Linked DNA regions of Homo sapiens: region 2 is linked to region 1. Evidence: read pairs that join two places in POLR2A ChIA-PET (ENCODE). Cell type or tissue: MCF 10A. All regions are shown on one strand. Links, peaks and the distances in the headings refer to the core of each region. The heading gives the core; the rest is flanking DNA. Region 1 has its middle 25 kb from the start of CDH22. Region 2 overlaps CDH22 (cadherin 22).

Region 1 (9,417 bases), core at 2,584-6,583:
AGCAGACTGGCTGTGACCACCTTCCAAAGGCAGCTTTCAGAGGGAGGCCCAGGCACACACGAGTCCCTGCATCAGCTGTGGATGTCGGCAGCCACTCCACTCCCTGCTCTCCCCGCTCCTCCTCTGGTCCCTTGGAGGTCAAGCAGAAACTTGGAGAAGCCAGGCTTACAGCCCTGTCATCATTCTTCAGCGTTTCCCAGGCAGTAATAGTGTGCCAGGCACCAAGGGCAGGGCCCACGGGGCTCTGGGGAAGGAGAGCCCCAGAGGTCATGATGCACCGCGGGGACGTCTCCACGGCAGCTATTGCAGACAGACCCAGTGTGTTGGACCCAGGAGCCACAGGTCACCCCTCCCCAACTGGGGCTGGATATTCAGGGCCACGAAGGAGAAGCCAGGGAAATAGCCAGCTTCTGGGATCAGACCCACTTGGGTGGAATTTCAGCTTGGCTGCTTGTTTACTAATTGCATGCGGTTGAGCAGGTCACATAACCACTCCAAGCCTTGGTCTCCTTTTTTTTTTCCTCGAGACAGGGTGTCACTCTGTCTCCCATGCTAGAGTGCAGTGGCGCAATCTTGACCCACTGCAGCCTCAACTTCCAGGGCTTAAGCGATCCTTCCACTCAGCCTCCCAGGTAGCTGGGACTACAGGCATGCACCACCAGGCCTGCCTAATTTTGTAGCTTTTTGTAGAGCCAGGGTCTCCCTATGTTGCCCAGGCCGGTCTATAACTCCTGGACTCAAGTGATCCTCCTACCTGAGCTTTCCAAAGCACTGGGATTACAGGTGTGAGCCACCGCGCCCAGCTCAGTGTCCCTTTCTAAAATGAGAGTGGTTTTTTCTACATCATAGATTTTGGGTGAGGATTTAATGTGGGAAAATAACAGATCTAAAGCAGCCAGCTCAATGCCAGATGCATGGTAGATGCTCAACAAATGGTTGCCCTTGTCCTTGTGAAAATAGCAAAATGACTTGACAAGGAGGCCAGTAGTCCTCTGAAGCCAGCATCCCTGCATAACCTGCCTCAACACCCTGCCCAAAACGGAGTAGGGGGAGAATAAGGTGGTAACCTGGGAGCCAATAAGCTGGGAATGAAGAGAAAAGACATGTTTTGGAACCATGTCTGGATTCAAATCCCAAGCTCTGCAGTTTACAGCTGTGTGACCTCAGGTAAACCACATCACCTCTCTGAACCTCACTTTTCTTTTTCATAAAACAAAGGTAATCCCTTCTTCTCACAGTGCTGTGAGGGTTACTGGACAAGTGTGCACAGAATGTGTGAAAGACCTCTGGGACAGGCCCTGACCCGAGGTCAGCACTCAGTCAACAGCAGCTTGGAATACGTGATCACAGCCCAGCCCAGAGAGGGAACCAAGGAGGATACAGATCATAGGATTAATCCCTTGCATTTGTCAAGTGTTTCACACTGTGGAAGGAGCACTCACTCACAACCGTCTTTGCATCTGAGCCTCACTTCAGCACTTTAGGAATGAGAGGATGGAGAGTTTTTAACTTTTAAGTTCAGGGGTTACAAGTGCAGATTTGTTGTATAGGTAAACCCATGTCTTGAGGGTTTGTTGTACAGATTATTTTGTCACCCAGATACTAAGCCTAGCACCTATTAGTTATTTTCCCCTGCTCCTGTCCCTCCTCCCACCCTCCACCCTCCAACAGGCCCCAGTATGTGTTGTTCCCCCTTTGGGTCCATGTGTTCTCATCATTTAGCTCCCACTTGTAAGTAAGAACATGCAGTATTTGGTTTTCTGGTCCTGCGTTAGTCTGCTAAGGATGATGGCCTTCAGTTCCATCCGTATCTCTGCAAAGGACATGATCTCGTTCCTTTTTTATGGCTGAAGTACCGAGAGTTTAATTTTTTTTTTTTTTTTTTTTTTGAGACGGAGTTTCACTCTGCTGCTCAGGCTGGAGTGCAGTGGAGCGATCTTGGCTCACTGCAACCTCCGTCTCCCGGGTTCAAGCGATTCTCCTGCCTCAGCCTCCCAAGGAGCTAGGATTACAAGTGTGCACCACCATGCCCGGCTAATTTTTGTATTTTTAGTAGAGACGGAGTTTCACCATGTTGGCCAGGCTAGTTTCGAACTCCTGACCTCAGGTGATTCACCCGCCTTGGCCTCCCAAAGTGCTGGGATTACAGGCGTGAGCCACCATATCTGGTCCTTGATCTACATTTGACAAAAGAGACACAGAGCTGTGGTGGCACTGGACTCTCAGAAGCAATCTGCTCAAAGGTCACCAGCCAGTAAGGTTTGGGGCAGGATATGAAGCCAATTATCTCCTTTCCTGTCTCTTTTCAAAATAGACACTCATTCATTCACTCAAGAGATGGTCCCAAGCTAAGCCCCAGGGAACTGGCAATAAATAAGGTAGACATAGCACCTGCCCTCAAGGAACTTCGAGTCCCGTGGACTCAGGATGCTCCCCCCACACTTCACCGATTTGAAGGGAGACCTATTTTTGCTAGATTTTCCTTCAAAGAAGGAAGGCAAGATCTAGCAATCTTGCCCACTCGCAATCTTGCATCACTTGCCCAAGGTCACTCAGCATCAGATCTAGATGACAGATAGGGAAGTGCCTTGAGTCTAGAGTTATGGCCAGGAATAGGAGCGTTCTCTGTCCTTGGGGATGACATCCACTCACTAATAAGCCCAGAGATAGACACTAGGATCCCAGGATGAATAAGAGTCCTAAAATGAAGGATTCCACAGCCAAATGCACTGGGAAAAGCTACACCATCTCCACCCCTCCCTGCAAGTCTGCTGCTCCTGAACACACTGTAGGCTCTCTGAAAATTTCTACAGAAAGAAACCACTTAACTCGATGTTTCTCAAATGTACTTGACCATGTGAACCTTTTTTTCCAGCCACACCTACTGAATTTGGAGTATGATAGGCAGAGGAAAGAACACAGGCTCTGGATGGGATCAAACTGTCAAGATATTAAAACACAGAGGAGGGAAGGTCACTTGCCCAGGTCACTCAGCATCAGATCTAGAGCCTGGGTCTCCATGCTGTTGCTAACATGAGAAGATCCTTAAGGATATTCTGCCTGGCCTCCTCTCTCAGAGAGGTGGCCCTGACAACCTGCTATGTGGTAGTTCATTCTGGAGCTGCTGATTCCTTCCTAGCCTTTGTGCAAATTAAAAGAAGGTACCACCTTCTTCTGGGCCAACAAAATCCCATGTCAGAGCACATGGATTGCAAAAGTGTAGTATGGGCTGGATTTCAGCCCCCACTTGCCCCCTTAGCCAAGCACCCTGGTGCAGGACACAACCTGTGCAACTGTACATGGCCACCCTTATTAGCCCTTTCCTCATTCCTCCTCACTCATTCTACCCTTGGCCACTTCACGTGAGGGGCGCCCTCCCCTCAGTGCTGGGCTGAGGCTGGTGTGGGAACAGCCCAGTTGTTGGGGCTGTACTTCCAAACCCCAAAGCAGCATCAGCCAAAGGTGCTGACTCAGCAAACCTTAATTTATCTCACAGGCCAGGGGTGCGCGTGAAGCAATTAGTGAAATAATGGTTATGTCGCACTAAAAATTATTTATAGAGTCACCGTGCACACAGCTGTGATTAAATTAGACAACCAGGGGGACTTTAACTGCTGGCGGAACCAGCATCCCAGGCCCGGGCTGCAGCTGGCTGGGGGTGGGGCAGGGTCATGCTTCTGGTCTGCTCACCCACTCCAGGCAGCTGAGCCAACCCTGACCCAGGCCAGGACATAGGGGGTCTACCTGGGCAGGGGTCTTGGGAGGAATCCCTGTCCCAGAGAGTCTGCGCTGCCAGGAGCCCTGAAAATAAACAAGTAGGGGGCTTTCACACATTCAAGGCTGAGCGGCAGGAAGTTTGTTCACGTGGAGCCTTCCGCAGCCCTTCACGAGTGAAAGAGACGTGGACTGAGAACCAGAAAAGGTGGTCCCGGAGCTCCGCGGGCTTGGTGTTGACTCCAACAGTGGCCCCCGAGAGCCCAGATCCCAGCTGGAAACCATAGATCGGTGAAGCCCTCTCATTTTACAGTTGGTGAAACAAAAGGCCAGGGATTTCCTCTCTCTTGTTCCTCCAGCAGACATCAGGAGACCTTTGATCCAGCTGGGATCCTGGATGAACTCTTTCCCCTCTCTGGACCTCAGTGTATCCCCCTGAAAAGTAAAGTGTTGCACAGGCAACAGATATTGATCAAGCACCTATTGCCAACTGGATACTGTTCTGTGTTTATATTTATTGCCTTATTCAAGTTTGCTTATATTCTTCTTTAGCTCCTCACAACATTCCTATAAAGTACGTATTATTGTTGCCACTTTACAGATGGAGAATCTGAGGTTCAGAGAGGTGAAGATATTTGCCCACAGTCACACAGCAAGTGAAGCAGAGCCGTTTTTCTAAAGGCCCATCAGACTGTAATGATAGAACATTGTGGTACACTGGGCTGAGATGCTGCAAAACGAAAACAGAACTTCCTTTGCACCGGCTTCTGGGCAGGACACTTGAGATGCCTCATTTCATTTCATTAGCAGCCCCTCAGGGGTAGATGTGGAAGCTGAGTCACAGAGTGGTTCAAGCCCCCTGTGATTGGCAGGGCTTATTTTTATCAGCAAGACCTGAGCTAAGGAGCTCCAAAGGGGTTGCAAATGGAGCTGCCCACAGGGGCCCAGCAAGTACCAAAAACAGACCTGGATGGTGGCTGTGGCCATCTGGACTCCCTTGCAAGCTCTGCCTTCAAATCCATCTGTTACCATGATGCAGCCCCAAGTTCAGGCCACCCACGTCTAGAGCACAAACCTTTGCCCAAAGACCAGAGCTACCTGTGTGATTTCAGGATTCTCCCTGGGAGCTGATGGTACCAGCTGCTCCGAGAAGTGGCAGCCGGGCGGAGAGTGTGGGTGGCAGTCAGGAAGCCCTCAGGGCACTGGCTTCTGGCCTGGCTCATCTGCCAAACCTGGGCCCTGCAAGCCTGGCACTCCCATCTAAGCTAAAGATAGTTTCAGACCATTTCACAAGAGTCGCAAGCCCAATCACCTTTTTACAGCCAGGGCATCTTCTTGCACCTCCCTGGCCCTGCCTCTAAACAAGCCCCTAGAGGCTCAGAGGAGTGGAGTGACTGGGCAGGGCCTCGAGGCTCAAGGCTCCCCCAGCCCCCTCCCCTCCCCTCTTCCAGCACCTTCCCCGATGCCTCCCTCATGCTCTGCTGTGAACAGGCGGGTCCCTCTCTCCAATCACAATTCTGCTGGCAAAGGGGATGAAGCTTGCTCTCCAGATGCCTCCTGCCCAGTGGCATCTGATCCAGGACCCTACAGGAGGAGGGCTAGAGGAGGAGAGGCCAGAGGATTGGGAGGAGCTGGCTGACCCTGGCGCCCTATCTCCCAGCAGGTATTTCCCGGGGAGTAACCTCTTACCCCACAAGACGCATCCTCCCCCTCCTTATTCCCCTGCCCCTGCCCAACATGGCTCCTCATTCAAACCAGGGCTGGCCTCTAGGTGCTCCCAGGTATGCGTGGGGCCTGGGTCGGCCCTGAGTCCCGCTGCTGCCTCTGGCCACTTAGCATGCAGTCCTTGTTTGCGACTGCAGCAACCAAATGAGATTAGCTTGCCTGCTCCAGCAGGTCCCCACTTGCCACCACCCACGGCCCTGCACAGCCACCAGCTGTTCTGGGAGCCTCCCACAGCCCCAGCCTGCCATCTCACCCCCATCACAGTTGGGCCAGTGAGGGGAAGGTAGGGAGAGGGTAAACAATCCTGCCCGGCTTTGTAGCCCCCAGATCCACCACCGCTCCCCACCAGGCCTTCTGGAGTCAGCAGTGGGGGGTAGGGATGCAGAGGGAGACAAACAGGATTCGGGATCCATCCTTGCTTGTATTCCTGGTCAGTTCTCCTCATGCCTGTAATCCCAGCACTCTGGGAGGCGCAGGCAGGAGGATCACTTGAAGCCAAGACTTTGATCTTGAGGCCAGGAGTTTGAGATCAGCCTGCACAACACAGTGGGACCTCGTCTCTACAAAGTTTAAAAATTAGCCAGGCGAGGTGGCACGTGCCTGTAATTCCAGCTACTTGGGAGGCTGAGGCTGGAGGATTACTTGAGCCTGGGAGGTCAAGGCTGCAGTAAGCTGTGATCACACCACTGCACTCCAGCTAGGGCGACAGAGCAACACCTTGTCTCAATAAAACAAAAAGGAAAAACCAAAACAAACAAAGAAAACTTCCTGGTGGGGAGCAAATCAGGAGGGCCTGGCTGGCTTCACCTAGACTGCCCCTCCTGTTGAATCCCCAGCCCAGCTGCCCTCCCTCCTCTGCCCCTGCGGGCCACAGGGGAGCCAGCAGAAGGGCCTGGCTCAGCCCGAGGCCTCCCTGCAACCCTCCCAGCCAGTGAAGGGTGTGGCTGGAAAAGGGGCCCAGTCCAGCCCAAGGAGTGTCCAGGGCCTGTGCAGGAGACTGGCAGGAAGAAAGTTTTCAAGAAAGCTGAGCTCCAAACCAGGCGACCGGAGAGGCGAGAAACCCCTTTGATGTCAGGACTCAGGTGTAGGTGTCTCGTAGAGGATTCCCGTGTTCCTGCTGACAGTCACAGCTGCCTCCCTGACTGTGGTCCTGGCTCGCCTGTGTCCTCCAGCAGCTTCTTTCTCTGACCACCATGCCCCCATCCCTCCCAGGTCTGTATCCCACAGACCCCCTGCCCAGACAGCACTAAAATCCTCTCGAGGCCACCCCGAGGCTCCTTTCCTAGCTGGGCTCCCACCGAGCTGCTGCCCAGCACACACCTCTCCTCACCTCTCCTCATACTCCCTGCCTGTCTCCTTCCCCTCCTTCCCCTACTCCCCCGACCTTCGAAGCCCAGGCTGCGGCTCCCGCACTGCACCCTCACCTCACACTTCAGCCCTGCACACATCAACTTGCGCTTCTCTCTACACGCACTTGCTGTGTAGCTTCGGGCAAATCACTGAACCACTTTGAGCCTCACTTTCCCCATCTGTAAAATGGGAGTGATCCCTACTTCTCTCAAGGGCAGATGTATGGCTCAAATTAGATCACAGCTGTGCATGTCCATCTGAATTTAGAACAGTCCGAGGGATTATTCATCGGGTTTGACGGCTTCTCCTGGGCTTGTAGATTTCGGCATGGGTCTTTGTCCCGGCCACACAGATGCTGCTCAGCATGGTTCATTTGGAGCAGACATGGCCCCTTCCATAGTGGACAGGGATCCCTTCCAGCCTCTGGCCACAGGCAGATGAAGGGAGCTGCTGCATGCAAAGGCAGGAGGGTGTGGATTAGGAGCCATCACGGGAAATGGCTTTCTTATCACGACACAACCGGTATTGCCAGGGCCAACTCTGGAAATTGAATTGCTCCCCCACTCCATGCCCCCTCAATACCTCTTCCCTCTGCTTCCTGCTCCCTCCCTAGCCCCATCCCCCATGACAGGGAGAGACCCAGAGACAGCGATGCAGGACAGAGCAAGTAGAGGGGGCAGTGGGGGTGCTCAGAGACTGAGGCAGAGATTGGGGCACCAGGAGGCAAGGGCAGGTTTGGCAAAATGCCAAAGGCAGGGCAGGGATGGGGCCACAGAGGGGGCCACTCAGGAATTCAGTAGACAGGGGGTGCCACCCTCCCCGTGGAATTCCCCACCACCCCACACCCGCCAGGCCAGAGCTTTGGCCAGCCAGGTTGGTGTCATCTCCTCTCTGTTGGCCCCTCTCCAGCTCCCACCTTGGCGCCTCTGCAGGGCCCGGGAAGGACCCTGATGGCCAGGGCAGAACCCTGGGCTGGCGCCCACGGGTGCTTGGATGTAGTCCCAGTGAGTTCCTGGCAGAGCCAGTCTGCAGGTGGTGGGGAGCAGGCCCAGTGGCCGGGGGCAGCCAGCTGTGTAATCAGGCGGGTTCTCACCACAGCCAGCCCAAGGGAGGAGGCGCACAGGGAGGGGCAGAGGGGGGGCCCAGCCCACCTGCCTCCAGCTCCCCTGGCAGCCCAACCTAGAGTCTCTCGGGGTAAACTCAGAGTCCAGGAGGCTCAGGAGGAGCTGCCGGAGGCTGTGCGGAGGCCTAGGACCCCATGAGTAGACCTCCAGCCAGCCCAGCCCCCAGGCCAGATGCAAAATCAGGAGCTAAAGGGTGCTGCCTCCCAGCCTGGCATGGTCCTGCCTCCCCTTCCCAACCCAGCATCTTGGTGTATAGCCTAAAAGTCTCAGACCCTCTCATGAACTGACCCCTGCCGTCAGCCTTTAGACTCTCAGCCCAGAAGTAGCCCCTTCCCTTAGACCCCTCTCTTCTCAGCCCCAGCTCACCCATCTCCCACCATGTGCCCATCCATGACTAGCCTGGTGCTCAGGAGCCGCAGCAGCCAGGGAGCCCGGCATGGGGGCACTGCAGCCCCAGGACCACGTGGCTTCTTCTCTACTCAGCCCACCCTGCCCAAACACATAAACTCTCTCTCTCTCTCTCTCACTCATTCACAATGTATTGCTGAATCTCAAGTTCATATGTTATGAGCTCCAGGGACCTCTTAATTCAACCTCCATTTACAGGTGGGGAAACCGAAGCCCAAGACAGAATGGACTTGTCCAAAGTCACCTGACAAGGGAATCCCTCTAAGCCCCAGCCAGCCCTTCCCTCCAAGGGTGCCCTCCCCTGGGAGTCCCCCTCTGGCCTCAGGACTCTCTCTGCCCAGACTTTGTGGGTTCTCCTGGCCTCTGCACTCACCTGCACCTCCCAGACCTGGCCAATTGCAGGGCCCCAAAGTTAATAAATCAAGGTGACTTTGGGGACAAGATTCAGCCTCTTTCTCCCTTGTCCCTCCCATTTGCATAATCCTGGCTGGCAATATGATAATGATGTTTGTTAAAGACAGAGCACAATAAATTAATACCGTTAAGTTGTTGCTGCAAAATGCAAAGCAGGTAATTTACTGCCAGCGAGGAACGGAGCCTTTAAACTGTAATGGATTAACTTTCCCAGCAGCAAATATGTCCCCCGAGGGAGGGAGGCAGGTGGGTGGGCTGGGTTGATGATAGGGGGGCCTGCCTGCTTCCCAGGGTTGGGCCAAGTGTCCAAGCCAAGATCTTAGGCCTGCACCTATGTCAGCCCCTCTCCATTGTACATAAGGGGAAACTGAGTCTTGTGCAAGACAGGGAGCTATGGAAGGCCACAGCAGGGCTGTGGTGGTGACCTGCCGGCTTTGTATGACAGCCCATTACCCTCTAGAGGAGGGGGCTGCAGATGCCTCATTTGCACACCTACTCTGGAACGCTCAGGAGGAGCTCCTGTTACAGACCCTGAACCTCCTCTTCCTTGAGGGGGACTAGTGATGTCCTCCCCAGAATCCCCCAGGCCCAAGAGAGGCCTCAGCTGCAGAGTCAGTCCTAGCCCAAGGAGGGAAGGATCCTGGGTTTTGTTAGGACTGAGAGGAGGGGAGTGGGAAGGGGA
Region 2 (9,417 bases), core at 2,173-6,172, 52 kb after region 1:
GAACGTTGGATCAGATGACCGCAGGGCAGTTTCTTAACATCAGCACTACTGATATCTTAGGTTTGATAATTATTTTGTGTATGGGTGTTTGGGGGGAAGGTGTCCTGGGCACTTTGGAATGTTTAGCAACATTCCTGCCCTCCACCCACTAGATGCCAGTAGCAGCCTCTCAGTTGTGACAAGCGAAGATGTCTCCAGACGTTGCAAATGTCCCAAGGGTCGCAAGGTCCCCCCTGGTTGAGAAGCACTGCACTAGGGGCTTTCTCCAAACACACAAATTCTGCACAGCAGAGGTCTACATTGTGGTGGGGGAGTGGGGGAGACTTGGCCTGTGACCCAGGAAAAATGTCATGTTGACATTTTCACAAAGTCTCGTTTTCCCATTTGGCCTGTTCGAGAACAATTCTCCTTTGGCAGAGCCAATCACCAGGCAGTTCTGCTAACAATGCTGCAACCTGGTCCACAGACCGGATGGTCACGGCACATGCAAAGGCAAGCTTCCCAGAATGCAGCTAAACATGGGAACCAATGAGTCCCCACCAGGTACAGGGGCGAAAGAGAAGTCTGGGGCTGTTGGGGATGAATGAAGACCAGGAGTGATCAGCACTGGGTACAGTGGTCAGGTTGGGGGTCGGGGGAAAGCCTGAGCAGAGATGGAGAGGCAGGAATGAGTGCTGATGAGGAGTGAGGGAAAAATGATCTGTGCCCATCCCAGAAGGACAAACACCTTTCAGACTTTCCCTCCCATTTTCCCACCTAGTAAAGCTGCACTATCTCGGCAGGAGACAGTTTCTCCTGGCTCCAAGTCATCCCCTCCATGCCTCCTTCCCACTGGGACTCCTTACACAGAGGCGGCCTGGAGGGACAGAAATGGCGTGCTTTGGTGTCAGACACCATGGGTTCCAGTTTCAGATGGGAATCTACAGCCCTGTGGCCTTGGCTCACATGACAAAGAGAAATATTAAAAATACTGAGCCACTGGACCAGCATACTCACTGATCAATCAGAACAGGTGACAGTTGAAAACAACTGACAGGGCTAGCTGAACATCGGCCCCACCTCTGAGTCTGCACCTCCACCTCTGTACATCTACCTCCTGGGGCTGTCAGGTGAAATGGAGAGAAAGCAGCCAGCACAGCAGCTTGCATACAGCAGGGATTCAATAAATGTTCCTTGGCTTCCCCCAAAGATCCCAGAAGGTGTTGAGGTCTGAATTTTCTGCAGTGGGTCCCTGCAAAGACATCATTCTTTCCAGATGTTGAGGAAAGTTGTGAACCGCTTCTTCCAGCCAGGGCTTAGGAGCAGGGAGGCTGAGAACGATGGTCTGGGTGCAAAGACGAACTGCAATCAGGGTTCACTGATCACCTTTGTCCCCCTGGTGGTCTTTGTCCTGCCCAGGGACTCTGGCACACCTTCCTGTCATGCACTCCAGGAAGATCTGGGTCTGTGCGTCAGACCCGGGCCAGCCAGCCCCCTCTCGGTGTGTATAGGCAGCTTGTCACTACAAAATCCATTTTCTTATCTCCTGCCATATCTATTTTTCTAATTCTTACTTAACGAGCTCCCCTGAAAATAAGAAAATCATTGGAACAATTTCCTTAAGTGTGAAAGATTAGTCTGAAGTCGGCATTAAGGGGACTAATTACCTTCATTCTCCCACCTTTCCGACAGCCGTTTGTTAGCTGTGAGGACTCATTCATCTGCTGCTCAGGGAAGTCAGGCAACATTTGGCTGTGGTGGGATCCTCCGCTCCTGCTTTGGCTCACGGGGTGTGTGTATGCGTGTGGTGTGTGTGCATATGTGTGTGTGTGAGACAGAAACAGAGAAATGGATTGGGGAGCAGAAAAGTGCAGAAAGGCCCGGGACTCCATGTGAAGCTGCTCTCTGGGACTCTTTGGTGATGGCGGTGGGGGTGGGGAGGGTAGACATCCAACTCAGAATCAGGGGTGGGTGGATACCTGGGGAGGTGCTGGCATGAGCCAGACACACATGGTCTGCCAAGCTCCTAGAGGTCTGGATTCCCTGCCGCTGACTCACTGAATGACTATGGGGAAGTCTCTGTGACTGCAGGCCTCAGTTTTCTCATCTGTAAAATGAGGGTCATTTCTTGTAACTACGGTAATGACAGCAATATCCAGCTTCCATGGAGGGCAGGCATCGCATAGTGATTCCACCCCCTCTTCATCCTCACCATAGCCCCGGGGGCAGTTCCTATCATTACTGCAGTGTACGGATGGGAAAGTGGAAGACCAGAGATGTTAGGGAACGTGTCCCAGGTCACGCAGCTGGAATCGGAATCTGAGTCTGTGTAATTCTGGAGCTCATGTCCTGTCCACTCTACTCAGACTCCAGACCTCCCCCTGCTCCCAGAATGCATTCCCAGTGCACTTGGAGGCTGAAGACATAGGTTCCAACCCCAACTCGAGCTTGCACCACTTGTGTGACCAGAGGTACATCCAGGCATCTCCTCTGTAAAATGGAGACAGTTATGCTTCTTGCCATAACTGGATGTGGGGGGCACCCCATGCCGTACTGCATGCTGTAAACAAAAATGAAAGGATGTGGAAGCAAAGGATGGCAGTGGAGGAGGGCCAGGAAGAGGCGAGAGCTGCACAGAGTCTGTGGAAGCCCTGGGCCATGAACCTGGGTCTCTGGACTCCAGGCTCCCCTAGACCTGGCCAGCTGCTCCCACTCCTGTCCCTAGCTTTGAAGAGCCCGCCTTCCTGAACAAAGCTCTGAGCAGCAAGGAGGCTTGTGACGAGGGAGCAAGTTGACAAATGGTGACGCCCAGAATTAGGCAGGGATTACGGGTTCCAGCGTCCAGGCCTGCACCTGGTATGGGGGAGGGGCAATCACCCACCCACCCTTCCCTCCCCCGGGGGAGAACTCACTGGGGGAGGCGGATAAGCTCTGAGAAGACGACGGGAACATCTTCCATTTTCCATTTAACCACCCGATATTGAATTATAAATAATTCATACACCTGCCAAACATTTGATTAAAAGAACCCAATTCGCACTGCATTTGTCAAGGGGTAAGAATTGCATTTGGTGTTTTTATTTTAATCTGTCCTTTAACTCTTTTACGAATATTTATTTACACTTGGCTGTCAGGTTTTATTCTATTTGCCCTGATTTTATTCTGGCTGTAGCTGGCATTTTTTCCTTTCCCTTTTTATTTTGTCACTTCTGCCTAGTAGTCATGCATTTGAGAGCCCAGAGGTAATAAATAAGGAAGCGAGACTCCTTCCTGCTCTCTCAGGGCACTTGGCCCCATGCATCTCCACCCACTGTGTGTAGAGACCCCTTTCTCCCCAGTGCTGCTCCCACCCCCCGGGCAAATCTACTGTGGAATCTAACCTGCCAAACTCAGGGTATCCTGGGCACGTTGTATTCATTTCTGTCTCTGGATCTTTGTCTATCCTGTTCTACCACCATTCTCTTCCCTCTTTGCCAACCATGGTGCAGGCACTCAATAATTATTTTTTCAATGAATAAATGAAGCATGATCATCAGACTCATCAGTATCGGTATCTTTGGGGACAAAAAGGAAGGTATTCGTATTCAAGTCTAGTGATAGGAGAAAGCTGTCATAGTGGACCTTAGATCCAGCTCCTGCTCTGCCAGCTGTGTGAATTTCGGTAAGATACTTTCATTCCCTAAGCTCTGCATTCTGTCATCTGTAAAAGGCATCTGTAATAGTAGCACCCGCATCAGACATTGATATAAGAATTAATGCGTGTGCTCCGCACATAGTAAGCATTCAAAAGCCAGGAGCTGTGATTTTTATGATGAACTGTAAACTCCTTTCTCATATCCTGTCCATATTCCTGCCTTTCCCTTGAATCTGAAGGTCTGGGCATCTGTGATATTATCCTGAATGCCAGGTGTGGGTCGACAGATGTGTCTGTGACAAACAAGAAAAAAGAAAAACTGACCATTTCCCTTTGTTGGCTACCTACCTTCGAAATAATGCACTCTGTGTTTGTTGGAGGGCTTACATGGGTCAGTTTGTGAGTTGACATAAAAACTTGTTCTGCCAAGTGATTCAGGTGAGCTGGGAATTTCCTTGAGACCCGTGTCAACGCTCCCTGAATACAAAGGCAGGATGTTATATGCCCAAGAAAAGCTGTCGACAAGGACAAGAGAGTATCAGGGTAGGCGTATGTGATTTTTTTCCATTTACAAAACACGTCCTCATATACATCACAGGTTTCCTTTCAATCTCCAAGAAAATCCTAGCATCTTTCAAAATCCAGTCCAGCCACTCTACTCTTCCCTGGCCTCCTCCAGTCCCCCAGGCATCTCACAGGATTAGAAGGGATCTCAGGGCCCCATCTGTCACCTGAACTGTTCACCACAGCCTCCTCAAGGCCTCCCTGCCTCCAGGCAGTCTCTCTACCGCTGGGCTTCCCTTCCAAAGCCACCCTCCACACAGACAACATGTTCTTTCAGAAGTCTATTTAGACATGTCACTCCCTTGATCAAACTTTCAATGGCCCCCTACTGCCCTAAAGGTAGAGTTCAAGATGGCCCCAGTGAGCTGACCCCAGAAATCAATTGAGATTGGGAAGACCTTTGCTTGTGAGTAGGTCTGCTACCCCAGTTAGATTGTGGTGACTTTTCCTGTTGTCATTGGTCCTTTAACCCCACAAACTTCCTGAAGCCAAATCACAGACTTTCCTGAGAACCTACTTTGTGTTGGACACTGTGGCTCACACAGCATTCAGGGTTAAGCCAGACACTGCCTAGAATTATCCAGGCCCCTGCTCAGAGTTGGAGAAGCTCTTGGAAGAGGGAAAGAGAGCAGGACATAACATTCACTGAGTGCCCACCATACACATTTTGCCCGCAGCAACCTGCAAACTAGGTCTTATCTTACAGAGTGAGGAAGTGGATTGCTCAAGGTCACTGTATGTGACAGAACTGACATTCAAATCCAGGTCTCCCTGAGTCCAATAGCCAAGGTCTATCCTCAGCACTACACTGCCTCCCAGGGAACAGTGAGTGAGGGTCTCAAGAGAGAAGGCAGCCCCCAGACCATAGGCTGAGGTCTTTAGGGCCGGTTCAGATGGGACTGTGGTACTTCTGCCTGGAGACTGCCAGCCCCCCTGAGAAGGTGCTCAGAGGACTCTGCCCCCACCATCATTATCCTAATGACAACAACGGCCAGCAGGCAGTTTAAAAGGTGTTGTTGTTGTTGTTATTGTCCTCAGAGCCTCACTCTGTCGCCCAGGCTGGAGTGCGGTGGCGCGATCTCAGCTCACTGCAACCTCCACCTCCCAGGTTCAAGCGATTCTCCTGCCTCAGCCTCCCGAGTAGCTGGGACTACAGGCCCACACCACCACACCTAGCTAATTCTTGTATTTTTAGTAGAGATGGGGTTTTGCCATATTGATCAGGCTGGTCTCAAACACCTGAGCTCAAGTGATATGCCCACCTCGGCCTCTCAATGTGCTGGGATTACAGGTGTGAGCTACCGCACCCGGGCTGTTGTTTTTACCCCAGAGCTTGAAGCAGCAGAAAAAGAGGCCCAGCCTGTGGAACCAGACAGCCCCAGGTGTGACTCCCAACTCGTCCCCATGACACGTATGTGACCTGGGACAAATCACTGCAGCCCTCTGTGCCCCGGTTTCCTCCTCAATAGCACAGAAATTATAATCCATCCCTCAAAGTCTTGTTGGGAGGATGGAGTAAGTTCACATGGGTTAAAAAAAATGCTCCGTCAACTAGAAAATGAATTACACATTCTCTCTGCACGTATAATTTGATCCTCCAAACAATTTAGTGAAATAGGCAGGGCAGAAATTATTTAAATAAAGTGGTTAATTTCTTTTAAAAATAATTTTAATTTTATAAGAAATACCTGAATCCATTCTCTTAGAAATCAGGGCACTGTCGATGAAGCTGAAGTCCCTTCCCCACCACCTCCAATCTGGTCCCCTCCCACTTCCTCAGCGCCAGCTCCTAGGATGAGCTTAGTATGTATCACTGCAGACCATTTTTAGACTTTAGCATACATTATATGTACCCACAGAAAATAACTAGCATTGTTTTGTGGTATTTTTAATGTAAATGGATTCATACTGATGTATCACTCTGCAATTTGCTTTTTTCTCTCCAACAACGTTTTTGAAAGCTATCAATGTTGTCATATATAGCTCTGGTTCACTCCATTTAAGTGGCTGTGTTCCATCAGATGAATACACTCCATTTTATTTGTCCACTCCCTTAGCGATGGACCCGTAAGATGTTTCCCCTTTTCCCCTTATCATCAGCCATGCCATGTGACCATCTGTGTACACACCTCCTGCTACACATGCTGATATTTCTCTCACACTGACTCCTGAGTCATGAGTTTTTTGCGTTTTCAGCGTTAATGGACCAGGGTGGGGCTTATTAATTATGATAATAGTTATAATATACCGAGCTTTTGCAATGTTGTAGGAGAGCGTGTGCGCATTGTCTCATTCAGCCCTTGCAGTAAAACCACGTGGGAGCCAAGATTCTCTCCAGTTTTCGGCAGACACCGCTGAGGTCCACCCAGAGAGACACAGGATTCACTTAGAGCCACATAGCTGGGTTGGAACAGTGTCTGGACCAGAACTTGGCCTTCCTGAGCCGAAATCTGCCCCCTCCCCCAAGCAGTGGTCTTTCCTGCTGCTCTTGAAGATTTAGAGCAAGAATCTCTGGAAAAACTAACTGGGCCATTCCGGACCCAGAGCCAGAAATCCACAAAATGGCCCAGTGCAATGGCTCACACCTGTAATCCCAATACTTTGGGAGGCCAAGGCGAGAGGATTGCTTGAGGCTAGGAGTTCAAGACCAGCCTGGGCAACATAGTGAGACCCCATCTCTATCCCCCCAAAATTTGTTTAATAGCCAGGTGTGGTGGCACGCACTTGTAGTCCTAGTTACTTGGGAGGCTGAGGTGGGAGGATTGCTTAGCCTGGGAGGTCAGGGCTGCAGTGAGCTGTGATTTTGCCACTGAACTCCAGCCTGGGTGCCAGAGTGAGACCCTGTCTCAAAAAAAATAGATAATAATAAAAACAAAACAAAAAGTCCACAAAATTCCAAGTGGCAGGTCCCTTCTGATGATATGAAAGGTGTCTGTCTAGGTCATCTCTAGGTCAGAAGGCCCATCCTGAGTTTTCCTTAATCCAGACATTGGTGGCTGGGGTGGCAGAGGCAGGACTGGAAGGGGCATTGAACCATGGAGTTCTAGTCTCCTGGAGCTGAAACAACCTTTAAGGAGAAACTGAGGCCTGGGGCAGAGGTGGGGAGGACTCACTGAAGGTCATGCAATGCACCAGAGATGCACAGAACCAAGAGGCTGCCTGGGCCCTGAGGCCAGCTGAAGGGCCTGCAAGCCCAGGCTGGGCTGGTGGCCAGCACGAGAAGCAAAGCTGGGGACTGCCCCCAGAAGTGTAGAACTGGAGGGTGGTCCCCCAGAGGGAGTGCCTAGGAGCCCAGGGGGAGAGGCCTGGGTTCTGTTCCCAGCTCCCTGGGGCCCCCACCCCTTGATCACCCTTTCGCTCCTCCTCCTTCTCCTCCTCCTCCTCCTCCTTGTCACCTGTCATCACGGAGGATCCTTCCTTCCTCTTGTCTCGGCCAACGCCTCCTGCCCCCTACCTTCTGCCTGGATCTACACTTTCGCCCCCTCTCATTAGCACTGAGCACACCCAACTCTCTCCTTTAAGAAAGCCCTCCCTCGGCCCTGCCTTCCTCTCCAGCTACCGCCCCCTCCCTCCTTCCCTTCAAAGCCCAACTTATCAAGTTGTCTTCGCTTCACTCTCCCACTCACTGCTCAGCCCACTCCAATCTGGTGCCCGCCCCCTCCTCGTTACAACCATCACCAGGTCACAGGTGGCCTTCCTGGTGCTGTCACTGAGGACGCCCTGATCCTCACCTCAAGGGGCCCCTCCCCCTTGGTCTCTTATCAGCACTGGACCAGTGGGGGGCGGGCCCTCCTCCAAACTCACCCCCCTCTGATTTCCTCCACCCCACTCTCTTCTGCTATTCCTCCCACCTCTCTGACCACCCCTTTTCACTCACCTTCACCATCTCTTCCCCCACCTACCCCTTCATTGGTTAACAACGTTTATTAGTTAAAACAAAGAACGATAGAGAAAAAAGCCAAACAAAAATGACTTAAAATCTTACCAACCAGTTATTGCCTTATTCATTTTTTGCAAAAATAGACGTGGTGTGTGTGCCACCTGCATAAGCCCATGCTGTGTCCACAGAGAGGACAAGGGAGGCTGTGACAGCGCCCTCCCAACCTGGCCCGCTGCTCTCCAGAGGTAAACCCTGCCAACACTATCTTCTAATGCCTTCTAGAAAAACGTTTGGTTCATACACCACCATATATGTCTTGATATTATGTTTAGTTACCCCAAAGGGACCATTCTAACAGCCTGATTTGTACTTGTGCCACCCCTTAAATCTCGGGGCTGTCCTGGGCCTTTCCTTTTTTTTTTTTTTCTTTAGAGGTGGAGTCTCACTAGAGACAGGGTCTCGCTATGTCGCCTAGGCTGGTCTCAAACTCCTGGGCTCAAGCAATCCTCTCCCCTCAGCCTCCAAAAGTTCTGGGATTACAGGCATAGGCCACTGCACCCGGCCTGGGCCTTTTCCTACTCTTCACACTGCCTTGAGCCAGCCATCTCAGCCACCCTGTGGGGTCTTTGTGGTGATAAGACCTGATTCACTTCTTGCCAGCTTTGATTTCTTCTTTGGATTCCAGACCCGCAAAATAAACCATCCATTTGACATCTCCACTTAGGTGGAGAAGCTCACACTCTGTGGATCTGGCATCTTCCCTGGAAAACAGAAAACTGTCTCACTTTCTCTGGCCCTGCCCACACCCATCTCCCCAGATAGCTCCACTGCTAACCCCAGCCAGCAACCTGTGAGTCACCCCTGAAAGTCCAACGTCGTCATTAGACTCTACCTGCATGCTGGATACACCACTTATGTTTGTGGAGCCTCATCTGTAAGATGGGGATGCCAGCAGTTCCTTCCTCCCAGTATAGTTGCTGATGTGTGGATTAAAGGAGATAGAACCTGGAAGGTGCTCGGGTAGCCCTTCCTGGCACAAATATCTGCTTACTAAATGCTGGCCATGGTTATTAGTGTCCATGATCCTTCCTTATCCCTCTCTTTGCTGACCACCTACATCCAATCAATCGCCCACGACTGTCAATTCTCCCAGCCGGACTAGCTAAACAGTCTCCTATCCAGCCTCCCTGAAGCAACTCCGGCCCCTCCAGTCTGTTCTGCTCTTGACAGCCGAAGTGATCCTTTAAAAGGTGAATCTAATCACTGTCACTCCCTTGTTTAAACGCTTCAGGGATCACCAACATGTCTAAAGTCCAGGGTCTCTCCTTTGGCTTCAGGCTCTGCAGAGATTCAGTCAGAG

What was found. ChIA-PET counts read pairs that join two places held together with the same protein. Peaks named below come from ENCODE experiments on the same cell type or tissue, not always from the same donor. Only the 100,000 strongest peaks of a DNase experiment are listed, where the experiment ranks them.
Region 2: POLR2A ChIA-PET joins it to region 1 with 5 read pairs; 3 of 35 experiments call an interaction of 5 or more read pairs at or near these places.

The regions. Positions count from the first base shown.
Region 1 is chr20:46,328,692-46,338,108 of GRCh38, reverse strand. No RefSeq gene overlaps it. Among named protein-coding and RNA genes, the nearest start is that of CDH22, 25 kb to the right of the region's middle. RefSeq lists an enhancer at 85-586. In MCF 10A, for the core only: no CTCF peak of the experiment used is centred there; a DNase peak (open chromatin) is centred at 4,938.
Region 2 is chr20:46,276,211-46,285,627 of GRCh38, reverse strand. The region is part of intron 1 of CDH22 (cadherin 22); the gene reads left to right. Among named protein-coding and RNA genes, the nearest start is that of CDH22, 28 kb to the left of the region's middle. In MCF 10A, for the core only: no CTCF peak of the experiment used is centred there; no DNase peak of the experiment used is centred there.